2 separate regions of the Mus musculus genome follow, and region 1 is linked to region 2. Evidence: chromatin loops called from intact Hi-C (ENCODE). Cell type or tissue: left cerebral cortex. All regions are shown on one strand. Links, peaks and the distances in the headings refer to the core of each region. The heading gives the core; the rest is flanking DNA.

The links. Hi-C counts contacts between places; a loop is a spot of excess contacts. Peaks named below come from ENCODE experiments on the same cell type or tissue, not always from the same donor. Only the 100,000 strongest peaks of a DNase experiment are listed, where the experiment ranks them.
Region 1: it touches region 2 in a loop (4-fold over the local background); 4 of 42 quality-filtered maps call a loop at or near these places.

What each region holds. Positions count from the first base shown.
Region 1 is chr7:25,060,226-25,068,225 of GRCm38, forward strand. It overlaps Grik5 (glutamate receptor, ionotropic, kainate 5 (gamma 2)), which reads right to left. Exons shown (of 20, transcript NM_008168.2): 3 at 7,785-7,949; 4 at 5,148-5,245; 5 at 4,904-5,069; 6 at 2,653-2,831; 7 at 505-558; 8 at 245-406. Among named protein-coding and RNA genes, the nearest start is that of Grik5, 8.1 kb to the right of the region's middle. In left cerebral cortex, for the core only: no CTCF peak of the experiment used is centred there; DNase peaks (open chromatin) are centred at 3,359 and 3,878; H3K27ac peaks cover 1,421 bases.
Region 2 is chr7:24,998,373-25,013,425 of GRCm38, forward strand. Atp1a3 (ATPase, Na+/K+ transporting, alpha 3 polypeptide) reads right to left here and starts at 7,565. Exons shown (of 23, transcript NM_001290469.1): 1 at 7,383-7,565; 2 at 2,700-2,786; 3 at 2,548-2,607; 4 at 2,205-2,408; 5 at 528-641; 6 at 302-436. The coding sequence starts at 7,388. It overlaps Grik5 (glutamate receptor, ionotropic, kainate 5 (gamma 2)), which reads right to left. Exons shown (of 20, transcript NM_008168.2): 20 at 11,477-12,422. The coding sequence ends at 11,997. In left cerebral cortex, for the core only: CTCF peaks have their summits at 11,860 (motif pointing right) and 12,069 (motif pointing right); DNase peaks (open chromatin) are centred at 7,106, 7,618, 7,929, 8,450 and 10 more places; H3K4me3 peaks cover 3,975 bases; H3K27ac peaks cover 6,467 bases.

The DNA of each region.
Region 1 (8,000 bases), core at 1-8,000, 55 kb after region 2:
AGGTGCTGGTTCTGCAGGAGATGCGTAGGAGATGGGGCAGTGGTGGGGGAGCACAAACGGCCGGAGGCCATGCCTGCCCTGGGTTGATGATGGAGAAGCTTGAGATATTGAGAGGAAGTCTGGGTCAGACTCATCATGGGGCCTCACTATGAGGTCTTGGGTATGATCAGAATGAGATTCGCAAGCCGTCCCCAGAGTCAGTGCACAGTGTGTCTCACGTGCCAGTGGGTATCTGTATGCTCACCGCAGGGCCAGGATAGGTGCTGGCTTCACAGTTCTCCCTCCAGGACATGTTGAGGCTGCGCACAAACTCTGGGTAGAAGGGGTGGGAGGTGTTGAACATGGAAAAGCCCAGGATGTTGGAGGAGTCCTCCACGATACCATCCAGATGCAGGATGGGAAAGTCCTGGGACCAAGAAGAAGAGTGGTAAGGCCTGAAGCAGGAATGAAGTAGGGAAGTGAGGTAGGTGGGAGTTGGGGAGGGGTATAGGTCAGAGTACGTACCATGGTGGTGAGGATGTACTTGTAAAACGCTGAGGTCATTCCCAGCTCCGAAGCCTGGAGAACACAGGAGAGGCCGAGAGGCAGAGAACGGGGGAACCCAAGAGGGGAAGAGAGATTTAGAGACAGGCCTGGTGAGGAGACACCCAGTAGAAAACACAGTAAGAGACACCCAGACAAAATGAGCAAGCAGGAGACACAAGTGAGGGTAGAAGGGACTTGGGTCCCTTGCATTCCACCATGCTGACTGGTGCCAGGCAGAGCAGAGAGCGGGGCCCTCGAATGTCTACTGTTTCCAGTGAAGGCACTCAAAACTTCCTACCGGGGACAAATGGAAGCCTGGGACATGGGGCAGGTAGGGACAGAAACCTTAGCCTAAGACATCCAATGTCATGGGCACTGCCAGTGTTTAGGGCTCAGCTTGGTTGATCATCCATCAGAAAAGAACCCGGGTGCTGGGCCTGGGGGCATGGACCTGTAATCCCAGCTATTCAAATGGCTTAAACCTGTCTGGGCTACAGAGTGAGCTTAAGGCCAGACTGGCAACTTTGGAAGATCTTGGCTCAAATGAGGTGGAATGGCTAAGGATCCAGCTCAGTGGCAGAGCCCTCAACTAACAGATACAAGGCCACAGATTCGATCCCCAAAAATACCAAAAGAAAAAGAGAAGGAGGGAGGGGCAGGGAGTGAAGGCAAGGAGAGAGGAGGATAGGAAAGGAAGGGAGAGGAGGAAAGAAGGAAGGAGGGGGGGGAGGGAGGAAGGGAGGGAGGGAGAGGAGAAAATGAAATTCTGCAGTTGAGGCAATCAATTAGAATTTCAGGTCCCTTCTTTAAGCTCTCTCCATCTTATGATTCTCCAGGAGGACAGGCTGCATGAGGCTCCTCACATAAGAACTTCCCATCCTGACCGCACAGGAGAATTCTAACATTTCAGGGCTCCAGCTTGTACTTCTAGTGGGGTAGAAGCTGGGCTTGCGCACATGGGTATCAGGGATGGGCAAGACAGAAGAGAGGAGACCTCAATGCACACAGTACCCTGGGAGAGGCTTCGGTCTCTGCCCAGGAGGTCTGTCAACCCAGAGAGTCTTCCCTAAGCCCTCTATATCCTCAAGAGCCTGATCAACACTTCTTCCAGCAGCCTACAATCAGCAGTGACATATGGTTTTAATTAAGAGAAAAATAAATGAAAAACAAATGGAGAAAAATAATACAAATTTGATTATAAAGAAAAATTAAGCCCAGGGAAGGGAATGAATGATTAATGAGTGTGGCTCACTGATGGATGGCATGTGTTAAGCCCAGGGGGAAAGGTCCTGGTGCTCTGGGCCCTTGCCTCTAGAAGCCCAGCTTCCATGTCTATATGATGTTCAACATATCTGCCCTGAGTGGTGGGGGAGAGTCCCAGTTAAGGATATACACAGAAGCCGGGCGTGGTGGCGCATGCCTTTAATCCCAGCACTTGGGAGGCAGAGGCAGGCGGATCTCTGAGTCCGAGGCCAGCCTGGTCTACAGAGTGAGTTCCAGGACAGCCAGGGCTACACAGAGAAACCCTGTCTCAGGGAAAAAAAAAAAAAAGATATACATAGAGCTCCAAGGAAAACCCTAAAAGTTCTCAAGTTCAAGATCAGCCTGAACTACCGGAAGAAAGATCTCACCTCAAAAACAACAGTGGCTAGAGGGATGGCTCTGCAGTTAAGAAAGTGTACCGTAGCTGCAGAAGACCCAAGTTTGATTCCTGGCACCCACTTGGCTCATAACTGCCTGTAACACCAATCCCAGGGGACTCCCACACCTCTGTCTTCCAAAGGGACCAGCACTTATGTGCACATACCCCTCCCCCACCTATACATAATTAAAATAATAAATCTTTTTAAAAGGAAACAAACCCTTAGCAACAACAGAGTCCTATAGGCTGATGACTAAGATGTCTACTCTGGGCCAACATGACTAAGGACTTGCCCTGCTTAGGCTTACCACCCTCACAAGCCAAAGAGGTAAGACCAACTGATGGCTGCGTTTCACAGACAAAATAAGGGACTGTCCCAGGTCATGTGACCAGGGAGCTGCAAAACAGACCCTACAAAGCCCACTTCCCACCACTGAGGTTATCTGTACCCCCAGTTCTATGGAAAATAAGAGGAGGAGACCCACCTTACGGAGGACAAGGTGGGAGATGGACGCATTGGCATCAATGATGATGGTGGACACTTTGTCATCTCGGATCTCCTTGAGTAGCGGCGTGGGGTCCCGGCTGTCATCAAGCATCCTCACGGACAGTGTCTCCTTGGAGATGAGGAAGCCTCGCACCAGTTCTTCTAGCCGCAGCAGGCCTGAAGGAGGGTTGGGCCCTGTGTTAGAACCCTTCCTTCTGCCTCCCTAGACACAGCCCACAGATGTTCCTTCCTCTTCCAGCAATGGCAGCTGGGCCTAAGACTGGAGGGCATGCTCAGAAGGTGACGTGGCTGTCTCTGGAACAGCTGGGGCTCTTGGACACTGGGCTTGGGGACTTAATTCTTTGAGGGATTCCCAAGTGAAACCCCCTGTAAAAAATCTTCCCAGATTTCCAGGTATCTGACCTACCTCTTCCTGACCACTCAATGGAATGTCTGACACAGCAGGTAACTGTCTCCTTCCACCTGTCTTCATCCTTCAGGTGACAACCCATCGCCATGTGCCTGTTCTCTGGCCAGAACATTGATGGCAGCCTCTTTCTTTCCCTCACTTACCCAGACTCTATCTTCAAAACACATCACAGCCTGTCAGACCACACCACACGGTCTGTTGCCGCCCTGGCATAAGCCACCGCTATCTCTCTCCTCCTGCATTGGCCACACTTGCTTGAGTCTGCTCCCCACGCAGTAGCCAGAGTGATGCAAACAGATGTGGCTCTGATCTGTGCCAAGCTTCTCATCCCCTCTGTCATTTAATGCTTGCACTTGGTCCAGCCACATGGGTCTCCTTGTCCCACAGTCAGCCTTCCGTCCTGTGGCCTTAGCCTGGCTGTCCCTCTACCTGGAACCCCATTTCTCCAGGTTCCTGCTGATCCTTGATCTTTCTTTCCTTAGATGACAACGTCTCTGAGAGGCCCACAGCCACCACTTTCCCTACCGCTACTCCAAACTTAGGACCTTCCTCCTTCTCCAGAGAACTGACCTTACCAACCAGACATAGGTTTTGCCTGACTTCTGTCATTGGCAAGGTCTGACAAGGACAACCATTTGTGCCTACCTCTCTCGTGCCTGTCCTACCACGAGAGTCTGACACACAGCAGCTGCTCAGCGAGAACCTCCAGAAAGAGAACTTCCTTCTAGGAGCTCCAAGGCTCGGTACCCTCCCCCAACTCCACACTCACAACCCGCCCCCAGGCCACCACACTTGAACATCACAGCCAATGTGCTCACTTGAACAGACTGCTCTCCTCCTCTCTCCTGAGTTCTGGTATCACCCACGACCTGCACACCCTGCCCTGCCCCATCCAACTCTCCTCAAGGAGGCTTGGCTCGACAACCAACTGCCACCATCTCACCTAACCCACTTCTCCTTCTGCATCCTTCTGGTCTCTCTGATACACGTATGTTGCTATGTCTGTCACTTCTCTATAAACAGATCTGACCATGTCTCCTCATTCTGTGCTGTTGCTTTGAAATCTCCAAGGATTCTCTGACCTCTCACTTCACTGTTCCACACTCTGGCCTGGGGACCTCCTGGGGGCTGTATTCTGGGGCTCTCCACCTCTGTCCCACCAAGGCCCCTGATCAGAACATGCTCTCCAATGCTTCAAGTTCAGCTTAGAGGTAGCATTCCTAGGATATGGGCTCTGAGCCTGCCAGATGGCTCAGAACCCCTTCCATAGGCCCCGTACATCTCCTGGCAGCTCTGTGTCTGCGCCCTGGGACTCTGAGCTCCTGGAACACTCTGTGGCCTGAGACCTTCCCTAGACCAAGAGCTGCATGCAGAGGGCAGTTATAAGCAAAATGACATAGTACACATGAACATGTCAAATAAAATCTAACATTTTGTACACTAATTCAAAATTAATAATACCTGAGACCTTCCCTAGACCAAGAGCTGCATGCAGAGGGCAGTTATAAGCAAAATGACATAGTACACATGAACATGTCAAATAAAATCTAACATTTTGTACACTAATTCAAAATTAATAATACATGTTTAAAAGTTACATGCCAGCACTGCCCCTGCTATCCTGAAAGATCCTCATGAGAGCCGGGCAAAAGGGGTTCACTGTCACGTGGGTCTCTCAGGGGCAAGGGGGTACTGGGGTCTATGGAACCAATGTCCCAGTTCCTGAAGGGGAAAGATAGAGGGAACCCCGTGGAACACCAGGGCTCTTAGGAAGGAATGCCTAAAGAGAATGGGAACAGAAGACCCAGTTCTTGCTCACACTCAGCCTTGGCGCAGATGAGGCTAGCTGAGGGGTAGTTAAAGGACTTGAGGATTCGGGAGACTGCCAGGCTGACATCTTCATTACTGGGGTACAGGCTGACAGATGCGAAGCGAAGGTACTGAAGGCGGGGCGTCTCCTCAGGACCCACCTTGATGTGGGGAATCTGGACAGAAAGGGAGATGTTGTTTGCCAGGGATTCAAATCTCACCCCCAAACCCTCTCCCACCATGCCCAATCTCACCTCCTTCTCCCCACAGATATGGCTCACGGTGGAGGCAGAAGCTGGGCTGGAGGAGGGTCCCAAGACAGATACAACCCCCTTGGGCAGGATCTGACACACTGTGAAGAGCAGAGAAGAAACCAGAGTCAGGGACCCTCTGCTTCTGCTCCTGCCCCACCCTCAGGAAACTGACCTGGTCCAAGAGAGGATCCAGAGGGTGAGAGCTGTGGGTTCCCCTCCACCAGCCTGGACCCCAGAAGACCAGTCCCTGGCCTGCTCATACAGAGGGAGCCATGGGGGGAAAAGCCACGGAGAGACAGGCCAAGCCAAGAGAACATGGGAAAGCATGTGGACACCATGGTGTGTGTATGTGTGTGTGCATACACTGAGGCAAGGTATACAGCCCAGAGTGTCCTGGATCTTAGATGTAAACAAGACTTAGCCTTGAACTCATATCATACCCTTCCTGCCTGGGCCTCCAAGTTCTGGGACTACAGGCCTGAACCACTGTGCTCAGCTCTGTGAGCTTCCTTTTGAACTGCAAACCAAGAACTGTCTTCTTCTCCCTCCCAACTTCTTCAGTCACTCTACTACCCATTATGCCCTCCCTGTGAAACCGGCACTTGAAGCTGAATATGAGCGGTGAATGAGGTGGGTGATGTGTGCCTTAAGCTGGCCATCCCCAAGTAGGGCAAGGTTACAGAGGACGTAGAGGAGATGGACAGGAAAAGAGTCCGGAGACAAATAAGAGGCGGGAGAGAGATGAAAAGCAAGGACCATTTTCAGGTATCTGGTCCTGTGCAGTAGGACCCACAACACGGAGGGCACAGAAGGAAGGAGTCTGATGGAGACATGACATCCCATTTAGCTGCTATGAGTGAGCCATGACAGGATCTCAGGATAGCCTGAGAACAGCCTGACTGGGTTGTTTGGAAAGCTTGCCTAGAATGTGTGAGGCCATGGTGGGGTTAATGGAGGGAAGGAGAGTGACACAGAGAACGGATAATAGAAATCAGACCACGCCACTGAGAGGACTATGGACTAATCAGTGGCTACGGAATTCACGATTTCCTAGGATTATTTCACGAATGGCTAGGTCCAGTTACTTTACAGACATGTCAGGAATCTCCCTTTGACTGTGGGTCCCCGCTTTCCTCAGACTTGGCTTCATTTTCAGGATCCCCTCAAACACACACGGACTCCAGCTGGTCAAGATGGCCTCACCTCACACCCTGTTCCTTGGCTCAACTCTAAGTGCACACCTGTTCTACCCTCTGCCTCTTCAAGCCTCCATCCAGCTCAGCTTCTTCTAGACTGTGTCTGTGATGTACCAGTCAAAAAGCCTGAAACACAGTCCACCCCATTCTCCCCGTTGGCGATTTGAAACCCACATGCTCTAACAAAGCTCTTGATAAGACTCTTGAGAAAGCAAATTGTTTACACATTTGTTTATGTATTGTGCTTAGAGTCAAACCTATGTATTATGAACACTCAGTGGAGCACATCTCGGTCCTAACCAGTCTGCTGTTTTGAGTTTGAGTTTGGGTTTGGTTTATTTTTTTCAGGCAGGATCTTACTCGATAGCTCAGGCTAGCCTAAAACTCACTGTGTAGCCAAGATTGGCTTAAAATTCAGGCAAACTCTCCTGCCTCAGCCTTCCAAGTGCTGAGATACAGGTGGAGCCACCATGCCCAGTATAGAAACATGTCTTATCGTTTTTTTTTTTTTTTTCTTTTGTTTTTCGAGGCAGGGTCTTTCTCTGTGTAGACCAGGCTGGCCTCTAACTCCCAGAAATCCACCTACCTCTGCCTCCCGAGTGCTGGGATTAAAGGTGTGTGCCAAGACTGCCTTACTAAAATGTGTTTTAATGCAGAAGGTTGCAAAGAACTATGATCCCAGCACAGCTAGGCGAGTGTGCTGCTTAGTTTTTGTCAACCTGACATAAACTACAGTCATGGGGAAGCGGGAACCACGACAGAGCAGCTTCCTCCATCAGACTGGCCTACAGGCAAGTCTATGAGGGTAACTGATTAATGACTGAAGTGGGAGGGCTCAGCTGTGGGGGGGTGTTGCCCCTGGGCAGGTGGATGTGGGGGTATGTAGGAAAGCAAGCCAAGAGGAGTCAGCCAGTAAGCAGCGCTCCTCCATGGCCTCTGCTCCAGTTCCTGCCTCCACAGTTTCCTGCTTTGAGTTCTTGTCCTGGCTTGCCTCCATACTGGCCTATTTAACCTGCAATCTAAAATGAACCCTTTCCTCCACAAGTTGATTTTGGACAGTGTTTTATTACGGCCACAAAAAGCGAAGTAGGATAGCAGGCACTGCCATTTACGAGTCCGTGAGCATCGACAGACACTTCTGCAGCCCGACCTACCACAGGGCAAGCCTGCTCTGCAGGGTGATCTGGGACTGTACGTACTCCACCTCCTGCTCACCTGCAGCAGGCCCCAGACTAGACTGTTCCAGAACACCTTTCCTGACCCACCAGGGAGTTTTAAAGCCCCATGCCTCAGTGCCTGGGCCTGTCACCCCAGCTGCAGCCACTTTGTGAGACAGAGCCAGCCAGGCAAGGAAGGAGCAGGTGCAGGGGATGGGAACAAGGCTGAGCTGAGGAGGCCCCACCTGCCCTGCCTCACCCCACGCCCCTGAGGCCCCGCTCACTGGTGTCCGTGGTCTCGTACTGGCTGTCCCGCTGCAGCTCAAAGATGTCTACTTCCACTCTGGCCTTGGCTGGGACCTCGATGATCCCATTGATCTGCTCTCGGGCCAGGGCCAGGGCCAGACGCTCACCACGGCCACACACGGTCTGGTCGTCCAGGATTGCAGCTGAGAGGAGACAGGAGTTGGGAGGGGCCAGGTTCCTGGGCCTGAGAAAGG
Region 2 (15,053 bases), core at 7,054-15,053:
ACTTCTGGGTCTGAGGGAGGAGGGCAGGGCCTGGACTTCTGGGTCTGAGGGAGGAGGGCAGGGCCTGGACTTCTGGGTCTGAGGGAGGAGGGCAGGGCCTGGACTTCTGGGTCTGAGGGAGGAGGGCAGGGCCTGGACTTCTGGGTCTGAGGGAGGAGGGCAGGGCCTGGACTTCTGGGTCTGAGGGAGGAGGGCTGGGGCCTGGAACTGGGGTCTGTCTGTAGGAGACATTCAGGGATTTATTTTCCCTCCTTATTCTTCAGAGAAAAAAATGGAGCTGGAACCTGAGGCATTGCCTCACCTTGCAGCCATGGGCCGAGATGATGCGCAGGTCAGCTGGCACCCGGTCACCACCCTTGATCTCCACCAGGTCCCCGACCACCACCTCCTCCGCATTCACCTGCATCTTTTCACCTTCCCGGATCACAAGGGCTTGCTGCGTGTGAGACACAGAACAGTCCCCTCTCAACCTCCGTCTGCCAGGGAGGGAGTCCCTGGCACAGCCCCCCTTGCCGAGCCCTCTTTACCTGGGGGACCATGTTCTTGAAGGACTCCATGATCTTAGAACTCTTGGCTTCTTGGTAGTAGGAGAAGCAGCCGGTGATGATCACGACTGCGGCCAGCACTATGCCCAGGTACAGCTGTGGGGACACGGCAGGACAGGGCGTTACGGCAGCCCTAACCGCCCCCTGCCTCCATCCCGGGGTCACTGGAGTCTGTGAGGGAGCTTCGTGAACACATCTGTGTCCTTGTTCTCTCTGTGTGTGTCTCTCTGTCTGTCTGTCTGCTTGTGTGCCTGAAGGCCTCGCCTTGCAGTTGTAAGAATGTGTGTTTGAGTGTATTTGTTAGCCTGTCGTTTTGTGTTTATTTGTATTTTAATTAATTAATTTACTTACTTATTTTGAGACAGGGTTTCTCTGGGTAGTCCTGGCTGTTCTGGAACTCACTAAACCAGGAAGACCTGGAACCCACAGAGATCTGTTTGCCTCTGCCTCCCAAGTGCTGGGATGAAAGGAGGCAGGTGCCCCCACCGCCGGGCTCTGGCCTTGAACTTTTGATCCTTCTGGGTTGGAGTCCCTGATGCTGGCCTGACAGGTGTGGGCCATCATGCTGGCTCTGTGGATCCTGATTTTGTCCGGGCTGCCTGAGTGTGTGTGTGTGTGTGTGTGTGTGTGTGTGTGTGTGTGAGTGCGCACATGCGTGTGCATGTGAGCACACACCGTGGCACACTTGTGGAAGTCAGATGACATTTGGTATTGGTCTTCACCATCTACTTTGAGAGAGGGCCTTTTGGGTTTTGTTTGGTTTTTAAAAGATCTATTTAAGCCGGGCGTGGTGGCGCACGCCTTTAATCCCAGCACTTGGGAGGCAGAGGCAGGCGGATTTCTGAGTTCGAGGCCAGCCTGGTCTACAAAGTGAGTTCCAGGACAGCCAAAGCTACACAGAGAAACCCTGTCTCGAAAAACCAAAAAAAAAAAAAAAAAAAAAAAAAAAAAAGGTCTATTTATATACGTATACATATACATATACATATACATATATACGCTTGCACACCATGGTGCCTGCTGCCATAGAGTTCAGGAGGGGGCACTGGACCCAACCCCTGGAACTGTAGTTATGGATGGTGGCAAGTGAGCGAGTGTTGGGAACTGAACCCAGGTCCTCTGCAAGGCAAGTTCTCCTAGTCACTGGGCCACCTCTCCAGCCCTGTGAAGTTTTGGTATTACAGATACATGCCAGTTCCCTGCTTTGTGTGGGCGCTGGGGACTTAAGCAAGCCTCCCCCTGGTTGTACAGCCAGTGCCTTACTGATGAAGTCATTTCCCTAGCCAACATTTTTTGAGACAGCAGTCTGCTATTTAGCCTAGGCTGGACTTGAACTCATGACCTTCCTGTCTCAGTTCCCTGTGTGTGTGTGTGTGGGGGGGGTAACAGCTGCATGCCACCACACGTCCTGTATGAATGCAGAGAACGGAGGCCAGGTTCTCATGAGAGCTTGCGAAATAAATACCCCACCACTGAGCTACACCCCAGCTGACTTAGGAGGCTGCAGGGAGCTGCGGTTTCTTTATTTTTGACCTTGTTTTCTCAGAGGCAATTGTGACAGTTGGATGATGGGAGGTGGGGAGTCTAGGCGGGCTGTGGGTGTGTTCTTCAATGTGTGGGGTTTTACACAGACAGGCCAGGGTGGTGGGGCACACTCACATTGTCACCGGAAGGGTCATCCTCCGTCCCTGCCTGGATGCCATAGGCCAGGAAGCAAAGGATTGCCCCGATCCACAGCAGGATAGAGAAGCCACCAAACAGCTGCCGGCAGAACTTGACCCATTCTGGGGTGGTGGGCGGTGGTGTGAGGGCGTTAGGCCCATCCCGGGCTAGGATCTCCTGGGCTTTACTGTGTGTCAGACCCTAAAGAAGATATGGGGCTCATATAGAAACCTTCCCTGAGAAGCCCTGGCACCCCACATCAAAACAAGCACCCTCGAGTACCCAGAGCCCTCCTCCCTCAGACCCAACTCCCATCAGCCCTGGCTCCGCCCATCCTCACCTGCACGCAGTCAGTATTGTATTTCCGGCAGACCTCTTCTACTGACATCTTGTGCTCTGTCTGAAGAATGGTTTGGGGGAGATTGTGAGACACAGGTTCTTCGGGTGGATGGAACGATTCTGGGATAGCACTAGCAAGGGAGCGGCACTTACCATAGCCACTTCCTTCTTGAGGTCATCCAGGTCCCGGCGCTCTTTGGCCTTGCTCTTCTTGGGCGAGCTCTTGTCATCTTTTTTGTCCTGCGAGGTGGCGACACGGTAGCTGTCAGAACCACCAGACTGCGGGCGAGAAGGGGTTCCAGAGCGACACCGGCCCTGCGTGCCCCGGCTCTCATCTTGGCCTGGCCTCTGTATCTCTAGACTGGGGTTATCTCTATGTCTCTCAGGGTCTCACTGTGTCTGCTTCCATTGAGGTTATCTTTGGGACTCAGGGTTCCTGTCTGTCTCTCATGTTTGTGAATCTCTCCCCTTTGCCATTTTATTTCCAAAAAATCTTTTATTATTTACTTATTTATTTATTTAGTGTGTTTGTGTGGAGGTCAGAGGATAGCCTTTCATTGTGTGCTTGGGAGTCAAATGCAGGTCACCAGGCTAAGAGGAAAACCCCTTTGCTGCTCACTGAGCCTATTCTCTGGCTTATTATTATTATTGTTAATAATAATAATTCTAATAATAATTATTATTGTTGGAATTATTATTAATTCTAACTATTATTGTTGTTATTATTATTAATTCCAATAATAATAGCTATTATTATTATTATTGGAAATGGGCTCTTATTTTTTTAGCCAAAGCTCTTCCAGAAATCACTATAGATCCCAGATGAGAACTCATGACAATCCTCCTGCCTCAACCTCCCAAGTGGTGGGATTATGGTCATGAACTACCATGTCCAGCTTTTGTGTGTGTGTGTGCACATGTACATTTGAGACAAAGTCCTATATAGTCTAAGCTGGCCTTGACCTTCCTATATAGTCAAGGCTAAAACTTGAATTTCTCATCCTCCTGCCTCCACCTCTGCAGGGCTGGGATAACAGGCCTACACTACCATGCACTGTTTACACAGTGCTAGTGACTGACTGACAGAACCCAGAGCTCTGTGTAAGGCAGGCAGGCAGGCAGGCAGGCAGGCAGGTACGCTGCCCACTGAGCTGCCCTCCTAGCATTCTATGTATCCTTTGTCTTCTTCTTGGGCCTCTTGAACTTTCCAGATTTTGTGGCCAACTCTCCTCTTTTGATCTGTATTTCTAACTTGCCAGCTCATCTCTGTCTCTTTCTACCCCTGCCCCCTCGCCTAGCTGTGCCTCATCTAGGCAGCTCTTCTCCTCCCTCTCTCCCCTCCTTTGATGCTGTCTTTGAGTATGAGCCTGCCTCGTCTCTTTTTAGTCCCTGGCTCTTCCCATCCCCGAGCCTCTGGGCTCCTCTCTTTCCCAGAGTCTGCTGGGATTGCAGATCATCTCTGAGGGCCTGTGTTGGCTGTTGATTTGCTCTGTCTGGGTGTTGCAGTTGTCATCTCTTGAGAGTATTTCCTGAGGTCACTGTCTAGTTCTCACCTCTCTTCTCTGGGTTGTCTGTCACTCTAGATCTTTCTCTGTCTGTCTGTCTGTCTCTGCTCCTATCTCATTCTGGAATCTTCCTCTCTCCCTCCCTCTATGTATCTGTCTCACTCTAGAGTCTTCTCTCTTAGAATATTCTGTCTATCTATCTGTCTGTCTATCTGTCTGTCTATCTGACTATCTATCTATCTATCTATCTATCTATCTATCTATCTATCTATCTATCTATCTATCATCTCCAGCAGGTGTCTCACTATGTAGAACAAGCTAGTCTCAAATTCCTGATGTCCTTCTTTCTCCTGCCTCTTAAATGTCTGTCTGTCAGGATGCCCAGCTCTGTGTCTGTGAGTCTGTCTCTCCCTGCTCTACTTATTTCTCTCTTCCTGCCTTTGGTACCTGCTTTTCCAGCACAAGGTCTCCGTGGAGGTCACTGCCTGTCTCCCCAGCTCTTTGTTTGACCTGAGACTGTGGATGTCTCAAAGGACTCAGACGATCTTGGGAGACCACACACACACACACACACACACACACACACACACACACACACAGAGCCAGGCAAATCATGAGAGGAGAGGGCACTCCAAATGACATGGGACAAAGGCTCTCCCATGGGAGGCAGTGTGCCACATGTAAGTAGTCATTCCCAAGAGACTCCATGGACAAGATATGAACCTGACTTCTCTCCTGCAGACAGCTGTGTACTGCAGACAGTCTTGAACGGGCATGGGCATGCTCTGCCCTCGAGGAATAAGTAGGAATTGGGAGGGGGTAGATTTGGGGTATGGAAGAGCAAGAAAAAAAAGCCTTAGGTCTGAACTGAATTCTTATTTGGTGGCCTGGGCAGGTGGGGAGCGTGGTGTCCGAGGCTGGCAGGAGAGGTGGGCTGAGGCAAAGGGATGCTGACAGATCCTGCAGGCCCAGGGCCAAGCTGGGATCGGAGGCTCAGTGCAGCTCAGCGCTAATCTCCTCGTGACCTTGTAGCAACCAGACTTGCCTGCTGTCTGCCCCCAGACCCAGAGCTGCCTTCGGAACCTAGAGAAGGGCTGTAGCCCTGGAAGCCTGGGACCACCAAGGAAGAGTGCACCGGGGAGCTGGGAGCTTGGCTCCAGGCCAGCCCTGCAGCAATACTGCGTCTCAGACAAGGAGGCACGTATGGGCTGCAGGGCGTTGTGTCAGCCCCCGCAGATGAGGCAGACATGTGGAGGGATGTGAAAACAGCCAGTCTTGAGGTCAAGGGGAGAAGTGAGCCGGGTGGCAGGGGAATCAGCTGCCCTGTCCCCAAATCACTGGGAGCTGCAGTGTGGGTCTTTATGAGAAATAGAGGGCTCAACTTCTGGCTCCGACACAGAAGGTCTGGGGCCTGGACTCCTAGGTGTGAGGGAGGATGCTGGGCCTGGCCTCCTGAGTCTGAGGGAATGGGTTGAAGGCCTGAACCCTCATATCTGAGAAGGGAAGACTGGGAGTCCAGTCCCCTGGGAGGACAGTCGCATCCATGTCCCCAGGGACCAAGCCTCAGCTTCTTCTTGCCCTTGCCATGAGCAGATTCCCCTAGGGTGGCTTCCATCTGTTGGCATGAGGAACTGAGGCGTTCCCAGGAAAGACAGGAAGCTCAGATGGGCACACTGCAGGGTGGGAGCACCTCTAGGGGTGGGGGCTCTGTCTGCCTCATTGCAGCCTGCCACTGCAGCTCCTAGCCATTTTCCACGGCGTCCGTCCACCTCCTTGAAACCTGCATGGCTCACGCAGCCTCTGCCCTCCCCACCCCCATCTCGGGGTACCTGCCACTGTCTTTTCTAAAACCTTGACCAAGGCCTACCTTGACCTCCCGGTCTAACCTCTGCCTCTTCTTTCCACTACTCAAGTGTATTTTTTATTTGTTTGTTTGTTTGGTTGGTTGGTTGGTTTCTTTCAGTTTCTCCTTTGGTCTCTCTGTGTCTTTCCACGTCTGTCTCTCTCTTTGTCTCGATGTCTTGTCCCTTTTTTTTTTTTTGGTTTTCAATGTCTCTTTCTGTTTCTGCCTTGTCTGTCTCTCTCACATCTAAATCATTTCCTTCCCTTCCCATCCCCATTTCTCTAAGACCCCCCTTTCCCAAAGCCCTGCGCCCTCTCTTCTCTCCCAACCATCCGTACCCCCCCCACTTCATTCCACTTACCTGAAAGCCATCACTGACTCTCACTTCCCCCTTTCTCTCCTAACCCTCCCCCATCTAGCCCTCCCTCCCATCCCCCCTCACCCACCCAGCCCACAGATCTGCAGTTCCATCCCCCATCTTCATCCGTAGGCCCTTCATCCGCCATCTTTCTCCCCACCGTTCATGTTCCCTTTGGCTCCCCATGCTGACCCCTTTCTCTTTACCCGGGGAGGGGTCCCCCCAATCCATCCACTTCCTTCTCTGACAGCCCTCCCCAAGCCCCACCCCAGACACACAGGGAGGAATCCAGAGCTGCTGCAGGGGTCAAGTGGTCGGTCAAGGAAGGAGGCTGCATCTGCTGGAGAGATGCACAGACAGAGAAGGACACACGGACACGGAGGCAAGGACATAGCAGGCATGCGAGCTCCCCCCACCCCCACCACACGGCTGTGCTTGCACACCCTCAGCCAGGCACTTGTCTGCCAGCCATCTCCTGCTCCTCCCCCTCTTCCCAGCCCTCATGTCTGTACGCGCCCCCCCCCCCCCAGATTAGGGGCTGCGAAACCTCTGCAGCCCCAGGTCTGTCACTGCAGATCACCCTTATCCAGGTCTGCAAGGAGAAAGAGAGGTCATCTTATGTCTAACTCATAACCTGTATCTGTCTCCATTGAACCAGGGGAGGGGATGGGGTCTTGATGACCCCTAAACACTGGCATAGCTCTCAGACACACCCAGACAGGTAGCGGGCTTTGAGATGGGAGGGGGTGCACAGATGGCTGCAGACCCTGTTAGGGCTGCATTAATTAAGCCGGAAGCACGCGCACACACATTCGCCCTCAAGCATTTGCACTCGTGCCGCCACACTCATGCAAGGGGCACACGAGCAACCGCACAAGGTCAAACCGAGATGCTAAGGGCCAGCCCTCCGCCCCCCCGTGGACAAAGCCTCCAACATGCGCCACAGATTCCCCCTTCGACTCAATAGCCCACTTTCCCAGCCACACAAACTAGTCAGGTCAGCCGGCTCCCGGGTCCCCGCAGACTCGGCCCCAGGGCTCAGGAGGGCAGGAGACCCCAACTCCGGCACACAGCCAAAGTCACTGGACACGATGTCACGCACACAGAGTCCAGCCGACCCCTGCACCTACCCCCATCTTGGCGGCTCCGCGGGAAGAGCGGCGTTCAGACTGATGAGCGGTGGCCGCAGGATGGGCTCAGGCGCGGGCTCGGGCTGGGGGCCTCTGCAGCGCCCGCGCCGCGGTGGGAGCGTGCGTCTGTCGGTCCGTGGGTCCCACCGCACAGAGGCTGCGGCGGCCGGGGCCTCCGCCTCCTCATATGCCCGCGCCCGCGGGGGGAGGCGGCTCCGGCCAATCAGGAGCAGTACTGAGCAGACGGACAGCTTGCGGCCCGGCCCCCAGTACTGCAGCTGTACTCCCCCTTCCCCCCCTCACCGCTCCAACCTTGTTTCTGCAAAGTGGCGGCCACTGAGAAGCTGAGCACAGTGCGGGGGGGGGGGGTGATCCCGGACATCCCCAGGGTGGGGACTCAGAGACCCCCCCTCAATATAGGGAGGTATCTTAGGGACCGAGGCTTTGAGGGTGAGGCACCCTGGAATCTGCCTCCTTCTGGGAGTGGGGTAGATACAGGGTGGGAGGAAAGGCCCAGTGAATTGCAGTAATGCAGGGCCCCAGAGTGCCACCATCTTGCAGTATGTAGAAGGGACCCCAGGAGTCTATGTTTGACACTGTTCAGGAAGAAGATAATGCCTGATGGGGAGACATGTGGAGGGGTGTTGCGGAGGTGGGAGGGGGTCCTAATATCCTCTGCACTGTGTCCCCATGACTGAACTACCAAAGATGCATCACCACACACAGCACAAAGGAGACACAAAGCCACAAGAACATACCAGGGGGCCTGGAAATGCCCCCACCATGCAGGTACCACCATCACCTCCACGTGTACCACCAAAGGCTCTCAACCACATCCCAGTCACACCACACACACACCACCACCACCACCACCACCACCATGATCTTTCAACCAGAGGCTCAAAAACCAGCCAAAGGAGAATCTATAAAGAGCTCACACCCATCACACCACAAGAGAAACCCAGTCACGATGCGGAAGTGCTGTGGAGAGCCCACGCCCTCAGAACACCACCTCACAGACTCCCATCACACACTGCACCACAGCTGACCTTGCACCATCTCACACAGAGAGCCAAGAGATTGCTTCACTTAGCACCATTGCGCAAGCATAAGACCCACATTTCCTCCAGACACTCACAGAGGCCTCTGTGGCCACTGGCGCACAAACATACAATACCATCAAACACACTTGCACATACCCCGGTGTGTTTGGGGCATGAGAAAAGGCTTGCTGTACAAACAGGCCAGATAACTGCTGTGAATGACAGGCAAAAAAGTGCACACACTCACACATAACAGAGTCATTCAGAACTCAGCCACGAGAGACCATCTCACACATCCTACATTACTGCGCTGTCATGATGCAGGAGTTTGTTGCACCTTCAAACATATCCCAATGCTCCTACCCACACACCACACCCACATCCCCGTGTGTATAAAAGGATGCGCTTGTGTCCCGCCTCCTGCTTGTCCATGCTCTCAGGCCTGCCTCTCACACACAGCACCCATTATCCTCCTCATCCGAGCCTGAGGAGTCAGTCTCCCATGCCCACCTTGACAACATTTTGCTCATGGGAACATTTTAGACTCTCTCTGGGGATGCTGGTAGAAGACAGGGGTGGGGAACGAGAACTCTGGCCAGGAGCAGGGAGTGAGTTGACTATGCAGGGTTTGGTGCATGCTAAGATTAAGGATCTGATGGCCATGGTGGAACATGCCTTTAATCCCAGCACTCAGAAAAGCAGTCTTTATGGCAGATCTTTATGAGTTCAAGGCCAGCCAGGTCTTCACAGAAAGCACCAAGACAACCAGGAAATACATGGTGAGACCTTGCTCAAAAAGGGGTTTGAGGAGTAAGATGATCCTGACCTCAAGGGGACATGGGAAAGGAGGGACACAGAGACACAGAGTGATGGCCTTGGGCAGGAATAGAGATAGTACCACATTAGAAGGAGGAAGGGGGCTTCCCCCAGCACCTAGAGCTTCATCACAACCCTGTTCTCTGGCCCATTCCCATCCCTCCTGCGGTCCCCTGTTGCCATGGTAACAGGGAGGCTGACTCTGCAGCAAAGGAGGTTGGGCCTGCAGATCCGGCTTGTTGCCATGGAGACAAGGGAAGGAGAAGGAGCCCCACCTTTCAGCACAGGTGCAGGTGTCTGAGGGGGGGGGGGTCTCAGACACCCCTTCCTCAAGTCTGTTCCTTACCCATGGGATGGAGGGATTTTTACCAACATTTATTCATTTATCCTTTCCTTCTCTCAAGATGTAATAAGCCTGGAGGTCTGTGCCTGGTCCACAGAGGACAGGTTAGAGATGCAGGGAAGGGCTGGGGCGGGTGGAGGCAGGAGGGTCGTAGATCTCAGGAGATGCATGCTCCTCCTGCCTTCTAACTGGGCTGGAGGTCCCACCCCAGACACAGGCTCAGGCTCCTTCATGTAATTCTTCCTTAGACACAAGGCTGACTAAACTGATGACTGGTGCATAACGCTCCCAATGCGAGACTCTGCAGAAGGGGGGTGGGGAGACTTTGGAAGGTCACAGGGATGGAGGAGGGCGGAAGAGCTCAGTGAGAGGAAGAAGGGGGAGAGAGAGAGGAGATACGGACAGGAACCACCTAGATAGAGAATTACAGAGGCATGACAGAGGATTTGCCAAGGCAGAGATGAACGAACAGCCAGGGAGACTGTGGCAGGCATGTTCAGTGAGGGTGACAGAGACACAGGGCACCTTAGATTGCTGGGCAGAGGATAGGTTTGCCAAATGTAGAGAGAAAAAGAGGATAAATTCGGTGGGTTCAAAAATAGAGAAGAGCACAAAGAGAGGGGGGTGCAAACAGAAAAATCCGCAATGACAGCCACTTCAACTGCATCCAGCCCCAGGACAGGGTGATTAATCAGTCTCTTAGAGATACAGAGACAGCAAAGCCGCTGGATCTGGCCTCGGATGACACACACACCAAAAGTCTGAGATACAGAAGCGGCCAAGTGGAGACTGAGGACACCGCACGAAGCAGACTGACACGGGAGGGCGGGGAAAGAGGGGGACCTTGGGGCGTGTCCTTCTGCAGGGGGACCACGGAAGGCTATGAGCCTGGTATGGGAGGCGGGGTGCTGAACGGACAGCTCCCGAGTCCTTGTAAAGGTTGAAGGGCGGGCTCCGCCAGCTGCCGGTTCTTAATCTGGTCTTCTTCATCCTTCGGGTCCCCTCGGGTCTTCCTTTAGCTTTCTATGTCTTTCTGTCTGTCACCTTAACCCCCTGTGCCCTTTCCCTTCCCTGTTTCATTTGAGTCGCGCTCCCAGGAATGTGTCCCCTTCTGCAATCTCTTCGCCTCTCAGAGTCTCTCTCTCTCTCTGCCCACCCTCTTCTCGCCTCTCTTTCCAGCCCTCACCTATTTTGCCCGCATCAAGATCTTTTCCCTCTTCTCTACCCGTCTGCTTCTTCCCCGCCCCCGCTGCATCTCTCTCCCGTTTCTGCTCGGCCTCGTTCTGGTTCCCGCTGTGTGACCTTCAGTCGTCCTTTCTCCAGAGAAACCTCCAGAGTGGTGAGGAAGGCGGGGACAGAAGGCAGACCCACCCTTCTCTCTGCTCAACCATCCCTCAGTCCCCTTCCCCCTCTCCCCCTTCCTCACGTCCTCTCTTGAGGGCTGGAGAGAGATATGACTTCAAGGGCTAGTCATTCTTGAAGGTGGCTTCACAGGGGTCACACACGCGACTCCCAAGCTCTCAATTCACTATAGCCCAGTCCCACATTCCCACTATAGGGGCCACCTCCGGCTTTAACAGGAACAATTTCCAGGCTCTCCCATCCCCCCAGCCCCATCTGGTTTCGTTCTTTCGAGTCTTCCCTCCCAATTACTCCGCCTTCTCAGATCCTGCATCTCTCCATCTGTCTCAGGGTCTCTGTCGCAGCCTCCTTCTGTCCTGAGAAGGTCAATGGAGAGGGGGCGGCTGCTGGGACCTGAGCTGACCTGCATGCAGCGGGCATTGTGCAAGGTGGCGAGTGTGCAAATCTCTTGCTGTTTTCGGTAAACTCCCAGGGTCTAAAAACGTCCATTGACCTCCCTCCCCCAGAAAATAAAACCCAGGTATTCCCAGTTTTGGGGTTTTGTTCTTTTTTTTATTCCAACAGGACTGGGATGTGGCAGGGGGAGGTATAGGGGCCCAAGAGACCCTCTCCCTGGGGGCGTCTCATAGAAATTTCTGAGGTTTCTCCCCCCAAAAAAGAGAGAAAGAGAAGAGAGGGGCACCAGGGGACACCCACATGTCCAGAGGCCCTCCCCACCTCCAGAAGTGTGGAGAGCCGTGTCAAGTCTTGGGGCATCTGGGCAGTCCCAGGTTGGGGTCCTCCCCGCGGACCGCTTTCCAACTCCGGGAGCAGCCCCCACAGTCCGTGGCCCTTAGAGTCCTCGGTCTCTGCGCTCCTCCCGTCCACGGTGCGGGATAGAATGCGGGCGTCCGCGACACCCTTGCTCAAGTCCACTAGGAGGCGCAGGCCTGCTCCGGAGCCGGGCTCGGACTTCACCAGGAATTGAAGGCAAAATCGCGGCGTCCTGTCCGTCTGGGGCGCATCGCGTCCCTGCAGTCAGTCGGGGCGCACGCCCGGCCCCGTCCACGGTCATTCGTGCTCGGTCAGCTCGCGGGGTCCGGTGGGGCCTGGCCGCGGCCGAGGCGGGCTGGTGGCTTCGGCTGGGGTGCCCAGGCCACGTGGGGGCGCCCCGGCCCCCGAAGCTCGCAGCGCCTGGATGCGCCTGCACTCCTGGCAGACGCGCACGTGCGTGCAGGGCGTGGGAGCCTGGGGCCGGGGTCCCCCAGGAGGTCCGGGGTCGTCCAGGAGGCGCTGCGGACCCCCGTGCGCGCCCGCGTCCCCGCCCGCGCCGGCCGAGTAGAGCTTGCCGTTGCTGAGTCGCATCTCGCGGACTGCGCGCAGCGACAGCAGGGCCCGGCTCGGGCCACCAGGGCGCCGGCGCCGGCGGGAACGCGAGGTCTTTCGGCAAGACACGGCGTGGCGTAGCTCCTGCAGCATCTCCTGGCACACCGACACCTGGGGGCGGCGGGACAGTCACTTCGAGGCCCGCCGCGTCCTCCCTTTCCGCCCCCACCTCTTTTCTGCACCTTCTGCACCTCTCCCCTCCCAATTCTGTTCCTTCCGCCAAGGCTTTCGCTTCCTGTACCGCACCCCCACCATCCCCTGTATCCCTCTCTCTGCCCCATCTTTCCTTGGGTTTGTCCCTGACTCTGCCTTTTACTTTCTGACTCTTGTCTTTCCAAACAAGATGCTCTGACTGCCATGACCACGCCACACACCATTTCTGCCCCACACTACTACAGGCATATTTATTGAGTGCCAGGCACCCGTGTTATAGGAAAGAATAAAACAGAACTCTTAGGACTTGGGATATCGGTCAGCGGTAGAGGGCTTGCCCAAAACGTCTAAGGTTCTGGGTTCCAAACCCAGGAATCTGGGAAAAACAAAAGCCAAAACCAACCAACCAAACAAACAAACAAAAATACCCCCCCCAGCCCTCCTTAAGTATGCATAGACAGAAAAGAACAAATAAAAACATAGACGCTCTGTCAGATAAGTGCTTCAGAGAGAAATAACACAGGTAGAGTGTGGGTGGGCAGGATACTGTCTCTGAGGCAGGGCAGATGAGGAAGCCCTAAGTGAGATCTTTATGTAAAGGGTGTGCCCCATGAAAAAGGACCTGGGCATTCTCCAATGCAAAGGTACTGAGTGAGGCGAGGCCTGCCTTGGGAGGAGTGAGGGGAGGAGATGAGGCCAGAGGGTGGAGACCAGCTGGGTCAGGCCACTAGACCATTACAAGGCTTTTGATGTACTCCAGGGTCCAACAGGAGCCACTGGAGAGCTCAAGTAGAGGGCTGCTGGCTCTGTCAGATCGCTTGATCTGTGCTGAGGACTGACTGGAGGGAGACAAGGTGAGTAGGAAGCCCTGTGAGGGGGCTGTGGATATTATCGTCCCTACTTCGGCAGGCTGGAGCAGGGGGATGTGAGCCAACTCCACTCCGGGCTCTGCCTGGGGGTGGGGGTGGGGGCTGAGTGCAAGCTCTGACATTTGGCATTACATTACTGCACTCTCACGCACCCCAGGGGACATCAGAGAAGGCGCTGCATTTACAAACTTTGGAGCTGGGTGTGGTGACACCTACCTGAAATCCCAGCGCTTTAGAAGCTGAGACAGGAGGATCACTATAAGTTTCAGGTCAACATGAGCTACACAGTGAGTTCCAGCAGGGGCTACATAGCAAGACCTTGTCTCAGAAATCCAAACTGGGGTCAGGAAGATGGCTGAGCCATGGAGTCTGATGGACCCACATGGCAGAGGGAGAGAACTGAATCCCAAAAGTTGGCTTCTATTGCCACACTCAGATCCAAACTCTGGGTTATGATGTACAGATGCACATCCGAAATCACAGATAAATAAACAAAACTAAAACAAAAACCAAACCAACAATAATTGTTGGAGTGGGGGAAAATGCACATTTGGGCGATACGGTATCTAGTCTCTAAGTCTTTCCCCTCTCTGACATTCCATCAGGGTTGCTCTGAGTGACAGGATGTGGCCAGAATGGCCTATTTCCTGCCTGTCTTGCTCCTGCTTGGATCATTTGCTGGCGGACATGAGATGCAGAGGGCACTTAGGCAGCCCCGAGGAGAGGCCCTCCTTCGAGGAACTGAGCGGCCTGCTGCCAGCCGCCACTAAGTGTGTGCATTATGCTTTTGATTCTTGACTCGGGGTGTTTGATGTCCCAGGCTCTTACAGGGGGGTGGAAGGCTGTACCTCTGAGAACCAGCCAAGTTTTAGAGACCAAACATACAAACCAAATAGTAGTGAATCTAGAGAGGCCTGGGGTTGCTGACCTTTGACCCTAGCTTCTTCGAAGGCTGAGGCAGGAGGATTCAAGGTCAAAGCCATCCTGGGCTGAGGGGTGAACTCAAGGCCAGACAGGAGACTTAGTAAGACCCTGTCTTAGAAAGTAAAATGCAAGGGTGAAGATGAACCTAAGCAGCTCAGTGGCGGGGTAGACATAGGGCTTCGTGGTAGATGTTTGCCTGGCACATGTGAGGCCCTGGCCTCTAGCCTCAGTATCACACATACTAAGCAAGCAAACCAACAAACAGTCCCCATATTCCAAACCTACAAACATGATTCAAAACAGCCAGTCCCTCCTCTGTCCTTTCTCTTATCCTAGATTCCCCGTTCCCTTCTCTGTTGTATTTATATATCTGCCCTGCCTTTCCCAGGGAAACCATAGTGAAATCTGGCCCAGGCACTTCCTCCCCTGCTTCCCTCTTTGGACATATACCACTCCTCTTGGAGACCATAGGGAATAAAACGGCCCCTGGATGATGGTCTTACATGGCTATGATATGGGCTGAGTGGGGTGCTCACAGTGCTACCACTTGAGAGGCTGAGGCCAACTGTGGCAATCCTCCTTCCTCGGCTTCCCAATGCCAGGATTATGAAGCCCTTGGGCTTTGTCTGTCTGCCTGCCTCTGCCTCCCGAGTGCACCCCCACACCAGCCGTTCATTTCAGCATCCTGCTCTCAGCCTCTGGGGTCCTCCACACCCCTCCTTCCTTGAATTCTCCTCACTCCCCTGGCTCTCCTTCCCGCCTCTGTCCTTCCCATGCCCTAGACTCTTTGTTGGAG